2 separate regions of the Mus musculus genome follow, and region 1 is linked to region 2. A link is a loop called in an ENCODE intact Hi-C map of the cell type or tissue named here. Cell type or tissue: heart. All regions are shown on one strand. Each heading gives the region's core, and the rest is flanking DNA. Links, peaks and the distances in the headings are about the cores only.

Region 1 (3,712 bases), core at 720-3,219, 300 kb after region 2:
TATTCTGTAGCTGGTATTTGAAAGTTATCTTGTCATTGTTAAATTGCTTTCGAGGGCCCCTTCCCCCCTCCCCAGGCTTCTAGACAGACTGCGTGGTATGGATTTCATTTTCTTTCTTTGAAATTAAAGGTAAATCAGTTACTTTTCATTTTGCAGTCTTCATTTCTATAATGTGTACCATTATAATGTCTTGACAACCAGGTCATAGTCTTAGAGCACTGAGTCTGCTTGCATTTAGGGGTCATATATCTTTATCTTATTGTATATCTAAAAAGCACTAAGCAAGGGTTTTGTTGTTTGTGTTTTATGATAATCTAGCTGCTTGAGATTTATACACATACAACTCTACCATTGTAGCCAGGTATAGAGGAGCTTAGATAATGTCTGGAATTCACTAGTCTGTTGTCTAGCTTAGGAGTCCACATGCTTATTTTTGCAGAGGCCTAGGTAGCTCTGCAGCTCATCTGTCCCCTCGGTACCCAGCTCTGTTGTTATGGAGGGGAAGGATCTCTAAACTACTTGTGAGTGGACATGGCTGTACCAGACTGCCGTGAGTCCTTTACAAACACGGTCAGCCTGGATTCCACAGTTCTTGCTTGGTTGGTTGTCTTCATGTGCATTTACCCAGCTCTCACTCCAGGCTGTTGGTACATCACAGATGAGCCCGTTATGACTTTAAAAAGAGTTGTAGGAAACTTACCCACACTCATAGCCAAATTCAAACTACTATACTACTTTAAAATAGTGTAAAAAATACTTATTGTTTGTGGATTTGAGTTCGTGGGTGTGAGTGTGAGTATGGGTGGGGGAAAGAGAGAAGGAGAGAGAGAGAGAGAACTGAACTCAAGAATAGCATCCACTGTTAATGCAGGAGCCATCTCTCTGGTCCCTCAAATAGTTTGTAACTTGGCTTTTATCTGTTCTTATTATGTACATGGCACTGTTTTAAATATTGTAAATTAATCAGTGAATAGTTTGTACTCTCTTACGGCTTTCACGGTCTTATTATGGAGTTGTAGTACTGTGAATCAGTTATAAGAGTAAACAGATGGAGACTACGAAAAGTGGTAATCTTAAATAGAGTGGCTTTTTACCTACATCGAAGACCTAAAGAGAGCCCCTTCTCTGCAGGGGCAGCAAATGCAAGAGGTGTGAAGTCCTGAAGAGCACACCTGTCAGGTTTGAAAACCAGCATGTGTGGGTGGTAGAATGTCTCAGAGGGCATTTCTAAAGATACTTGTTCTAATTCCTGGGGAGATGAACTGCCATCGTAGCCCTGACTCTAAGGCTGTATCAAAGGGGTGGATGCTGAAGTTGGGAGGTCGTTTGGATGGCCATTGTAAACATGAGGGTAGTAAGACATGGTCTATTTACATTCTGTGTGTGTGTGTGTGTGTGTGTGTGTGTGTGTGCGCGCGCTAATAAGATGCTGTTAGAGGATTTTAGTAGTGTCCTATAAGATTTTAATAGTACTATTTGGGATGGACAGCAGGAACAATGGGGTGTCCTTTCTAAATTAAAGACAGGAGAGAATGGAGGCTGGGGTGGGACATCCAGTTGGGGCATATTTAGTATGTGCTTCTTTGGGACCTCAGTGCAGTCATGAGAAGAGAGAAGTCAGGTTAGGTGTCTGGGTTTGACATTTAGGAATTGTCAATTTGCAAATACCAAGCAGCCCAGCCAACACATTAAATATGGGGTAAGAGCTATGCATGCAGGCTCATGCCTAGAACTTGGGAGGGTGAGACAGAGGATTGTTATGAGTTCAACGCCAACCTGGGGCAGCAAAGTGGCAAAGTGAGTTCTAAACCACCCTTTATTTATAGAGACCTTTTCCAAACAAAAACAAAAAAACAAAACAAAAACACCACCACCACCAAACAACAGCAAAGCAAGCAAAGTGCAAAAGCACACACTGAGTCGGGTTCTTCTGAAGTTGGTAAACTGATGGGGCAGCTCTGCAAGGTTTGCAGGCACAGGGTTTCCATGGTCCTGGCTGGGCTTTGTCACCACCTAGTGGCAACTGTGTGAGCTGCTGAAATGCTGTTTGGGACTGCCAGTTTTTGAAGTATATAAATGTGTGTGGTAACTTCATTCCTATTATAGTTTTAGGAGAGAGTGTTTGCTTTTACCACTGAGATTCAAGTGAACACCTAACCCTCCTCTGAGTTATAGTTTGTCTATATGGTTACAATAATTAAAGCATAGTTTTCTTTTTGTTGTTTTTTGTATTTATAGCTCAGACTAGCCTCAAATTCATGATCTTGCTACCTCCGTCTCCTAAGTGCTTAGATTACAGGCATGTGTCACCACATCTAAATTAATTTTCTTTTGATGAAGCTAACATCAGGTTCAGGCATCCTTTCCTGTCAAAATGAAGGTTTTAAAAGTCAGCTTTTGTGTAGGTAGATGGACTTTTTATGTCTATTACTTTATGAAGTCTGTATGATAATTTAAGTCAGTAGCTCCTACTGTAAATAAAAGATGAAGGGATGCTCTTATAACATAGAGCAACATGTGTTTTTTTCTTAAGGGGCTTACTTATAATTGCTTCATCAGTAATGAAAGAAAATATAGGATTTTAGCCTGTAATTATTACTATTTTTTGTTAATATTTAACATATTCTCATTGAGGACATGGAACATGCTGTACATGATTTTGGGTTTATTATATTTTCTTCTTTGAGGATTTCATATCCACACGATGTGTTGTGATCACATTAACTCCCACTCCTCCCTCAGCTCTGTCCAGCTCCATCCCCTGCCCCTGCTACTTCATCCCAGCTTTGAGTCTTCAGTTAAGTGTGTGTGTGTGTGTGTGTGTGTGTGTGTGTATGTGTGTACACGTAGTTTGTGCTGTCTTAGTATAATCACAGGTGTGGGTCCATTCAGTGGAGCACCCTCCTAGGGCACCCCTAAAGTGATTCTTCCTCCCCCAGACACACCACCATATGGCACATCCCTCAGAAGTGGGGCCTGTGAGCTCCTGTCATTTTGTGACTACCACAAACTATGAGATACCTTGCATCATGTTGTATTTCGTTTGAGCATTGATCAACACTTTGATTCTGTTGTTTGTTTCTTCCTACTGTAGTTCATAACTTTTTATGTGACTGATCAACACGGTGGTGGTTGTATGTGTATTTGTGTAATGTGGACATACATGTGCTATGATGTGTGTGTGGAGGTCAGAGCACAGCTGTGTGATGTTAGTGTCTCCTTCCCTCTTCAGGCTCCTGGCATATACTCAGGTGGCCAGGATTGCACAGCAAGCCCTTCACCCACTACATCATTTTGGAGCTCCATTCTAGGTTTTTGTTTGTTTGTAAAATAATCTTACTAGTGTTTCCCAAAAATTAAAGTATTTCCTGAGACACAATATTAACAGTTACTATTAATTTTGTTTTTAAAATATATACATATAATTATATATGTGGATATATTCAGCACTTCCTGCTTGCTACTGAACAAGTTTGATCACAAATCTTTTAGATGAAGACACAAAGGCTCCAAATGGTAACCTAAGGTTATCTATTTGGAAGTTAGAAATAGAGCTCGCAGCAGGCTGTGGTGGCACACACCTGAAATTGCAGACTCATGCTGGATCATGAGGACCTGAAGTTCAAGGCTAACCTAGGCTAAATACAGAGATCCTCTTCAAAATCGAGGTGGGGGAAGGAAGAGGAGAGAACACACACACACACACACACAC
Region 2 (3,712 bases), core at 413-2,912:
GGCTGAATCTTGGCTCCCCCTGAACAATCTAGTGAGTCGCTGAGAAGCGAGGTGATTTTCACAGGGGCTTCAGTGCTTCAGGCAATATCTTATTTGTCCTTTCTTTTGGCTCTTAGAAACAATACAATAACTGGACCTTCATCTTAGGGAAGATGAAGACATTTTAATCTATCCTAAGCACATGACCCACTCAATGGGTCTCCACACTAGCAGGAGACTACCCCTGTCTTGTAAGCCTCAGTTCTCACAACAACTTGGAACTGAGGACTTAACATATTCATTCAGAGCAGAGGTTCTCAACCTGTGGGTGGTGACTTCCTTGGAGTCTTGAATGGCCCTTTCACAGGGGTCATCGCCTAAGATCATTGGAAAGCACAGATAATTCGTAGCAAAACTGCACTTATGAAGCAGCAGTGAAAATGGTTTTATGGTTGGAGGTCAGCACAACATGAGGGACAGGAGTAAAGGGTCGCAGCTTCAGGAAGGCTGAGAACCACCAATTCAGAGTCCAAACTCTGCTCTGGGCCTTCTCTTCTCCACACTAAGCTGGGCTGAATAACACTATACTTTAAGTAACAACCAGTTCAAAACAGAGCAAGACCTTTACCTGGCAACACTATCAGTGCTCGGTGAAGATAGGACAAACGTGTCAGCTCCCGTGGGAATTACTTACTGGAAAATAGGAAGCAAAGGAAGATAGGAAGGAGAGGATAAGGAAAGAGGGGCAGGAAGAAGATAGCAATGAATAAATTCTACTTCAGACCATGAGGTATGAAAATGTGTGGCCAGAGACAGAGTGACAGAACCAAGTCAACTATTTTACATTCCCAAGAGTCTGGTTCATGTGTATTCATCCCGGTTCCTTGTCTCTGTCCTTCCCATCCTCAAACCCAAACTTCTCCCTCTCAGGTACGCTCTGCAGTGCTGACTTTACAGACAAAACCTCAGCAGTCTAAACAGGGCTGGGTTGCAGCTGAATATAGGCAAAGGAGATAAATAATGGATAATGGACTTGGCAGGCCACGGCGTAGCGGCCGTGGCAGAGTCTGTGGGAGTCCAGATGTGCGTTGGCAGATGTCAAGAGATACTGGATTTAAGAGAAGGCAAATAAAATCTGTCCTTCCAGAGTACCGGGATTAGGAGACTACACCCCACTGTCATCTCAGGACATCAAAAATGATCCATGTGATCCAAACATTTGTAATCACAGTTTGCTGTGAGGCAGAGTCTCTCTCATGGAGTCTGACAGGCATCATCTCTGCCTGGGCTTGCCAGCTCCAGTCTCATGTCACATTGTACCTGTCAGGCCTTCAACTCTGAAGGGACTGACTTTAGGAAGTACAGTGGTGTCAGCAAGTGATTGATATGTTGGTACACTGCATGTCTTCCTTTCCTCATAGAAACACTGAATAAAACCCCAGTGAGGACACTAGAGGCAGGCTGAGAAGCTACACCCATTCTGCCCCAGTCACCATAAAACCGAGAAGGGATTCTTCCACCAAAGAGGTGGTAGCTTGGCAGTTAGTCACATCCTGCTGGTACATCTGCCCCTCTATGTGGTGCAGTGCTAAGCAATTGGGAAGGATTCTTCCCATAAAGGCTCTGCAACATGGAAACAAGAAGGCAGCCCATGCACTCGGTGTCCTAGTTTATCTGGAGGCTGTCCAAGAGCCTGGTTGAGGTCACATCCGCCTCCAAGTGCCTTGTGCATTGCAAGACCCGCCAGAACCTAGCCACTGAAAACAAAGGTGAGTCTCAGATCAGAGCTGCAGTTCTCCAGACCAACACCAGAGGGAGCAAAAGAACAGAAAAGCTTTGAGAAATCCTTGCACCTTCACAGCTCACTGAAAGTCTTCTGGTACATCAAACTAAAGACTGGAACACACCGCTGCTTTCCAAATGTCCAAATACAGGCCGAAAATGTATAAGACATGCATAGTTATAGGAAAATACAGCTAAATCAAAAGAGTTTTTAAATTTTCTCTAGAAACCGATTCCACAAAAATATTTATGAATTGCCCGATAAAAAAAGTAAAACATTGCCGAGCGCGTGTGGCGCACACCTTTAATCCCACCACTTGGGAGGCAGAGGCAGGCAGATTTCTGAGTTCGAAGCCAGCCTGGTCTACAGAGTGAGTTCCAGGACAGCCAGGGCTACACAGAGAAACCCTGTCTCGAAAAAACAAAAAAGTAAAACATCGTGTCATAAAGATGTATAATGAACTAAAATATTGTGATCCAAGTTCTCTGATGGCGAGTCAGGTAGACTTCAAGTTCAAGACCAGCCTGGGCTTTGTGATGAATTCAAGACCTGCCTGAGTTTCATGGCAATACACTGTCTAACAAACAAACTAACAAAAACAAAAGAGCCAAAAGAGAAAAAAAAAATCAAATGAATGAAAAATTTAAATTATACATAAGTAAAATGAAAGTAACAACCAAGAGATGTAAACTATCAAAAGGGAAGTTGTATAGTTACTCCAGAAATACTGGGAAAATGGAAGGACAGACCATCCAAAGTGGTCAGGTTACTGGAGCACAAAGAAAAAATGAAGGGCTGGAGGGTGGGATCTCTAATCCCAGCATTCAGGAGGCAGAGGCAGGTGGATCTCTGTGAATTTAAGGTCAGCCTGGTCTACAGCGTGCGTTTCAGAACAGCCAGGGCTAAACAGAGAAACTCAGTCTTGAAAACCCAAAACAGAAGAGGAGGAGGAAACAGCCCAGTAAGCAAGGTGTGTGTGATGGTGCACACCACTAGCCCCAGCTTCTCAGGGAGGGAGCAGAGACCGTAACACTGTGGGAATCACCTGCCTCGCACAGAGAAGGCCCTGGCTCCATCTCTAGCACTGCAAGAGAGATGGGATGGGAAAGGTGATTATTGTATATAGGTTACTAAGGACAAAAGAGAATGCTATGGTAATAAGTGTACAGTGTATGTATTATGTATATGTTTGTATTATGTATACATAATTCAAGATGTAATTTGAGACATCAGTAACATGGGAAGAAGATAGAGTTATACGAGTGTAGTCTAAAATGCAGCTGAAGCTACGCTGTTGTCAACGGAAGGCTGAGTGCTATTAGTTTGTTTTATGCAATAATAAGAACAAAAAGAAAATATCTATAAAATGTAAACAAAAGGAAAGGAGAAAGTCAAAACATGTCACCTGCAGAAACACTCATTTAGAACACATGTAGGTTCTAGAACGCGAGTGTACCTCCTCTTTTTCTGCTTCCTGTGAGTGGCCCTTCCACCATGCTCCTCCTGCTATGCATGCTGTCTGACATAGACCAGAGCCAGGGGATGAAGGACCACAGACTGAGAGCCCTGAAACTGAGAGCCAAAGAACTCCTGCCTTCCATTGTTTGTGTCACTCTACCATAAATGCCACCGAAATGAAGAAGCATTTAATGCTATCCACAATGACACAGCAACAAAATAGATAACTAGAGAAACTGGCCAATCCCTGGAACCATGCACTGTATTAACGCTAAATCTCCAATCAATAAGAACATAAGAGACCAATAATGAGAAAGAAGTGATCAAGACCAGGTGGCTTCACTAAAGAACCCCAATGTGCAGTTAAAGAATGAGCAGTCTTCTGAAAATTAGGGGAAACTTTAGATCATTCTACCGCGTTAGCATTACCCTAAGACCTTAGCAGAAGACCACACCCAATACTGTGGATGAAGAATCATGCCAAATTTCCCA

Evidence for each region. A loop is a pair of places that touch in the nucleus more often than their neighbours do. Peaks named below come from ENCODE experiments on the same cell type or tissue, not always from the same donor. Only the 100,000 strongest peaks of a DNase experiment are listed, where the experiment ranks them.
Region 1: it touches region 2 in a loop (2.9-fold over the local background); 14 of 42 quality-filtered maps call a loop at or near these places.

The regions. Positions count from the first base shown.
Region 1 is chr12:81,913,756-81,917,467 of GRCm38, forward strand. The region is part of intron 5 of Pcnx (pecanex homolog); the gene reads left to right. Among named protein-coding and RNA genes, the nearest start is that of Pcnx, 56 kb to the left of the region's middle. In heart, for the core only: no CTCF peak of the experiment used is centred there; a DNase peak (open chromatin) is centred at 1,986.
Region 2 is chr12:81,617,765-81,621,476 of GRCm38, forward strand. No RefSeq gene overlaps it. Among named protein-coding and RNA genes, the nearest start is that of Ttc9, 12 kb to the right of the region's middle. In heart, for the core only: a CTCF peak has its summit at 1,785 (motif pointing right); a DNase peak (open chromatin) is centred at 1,767.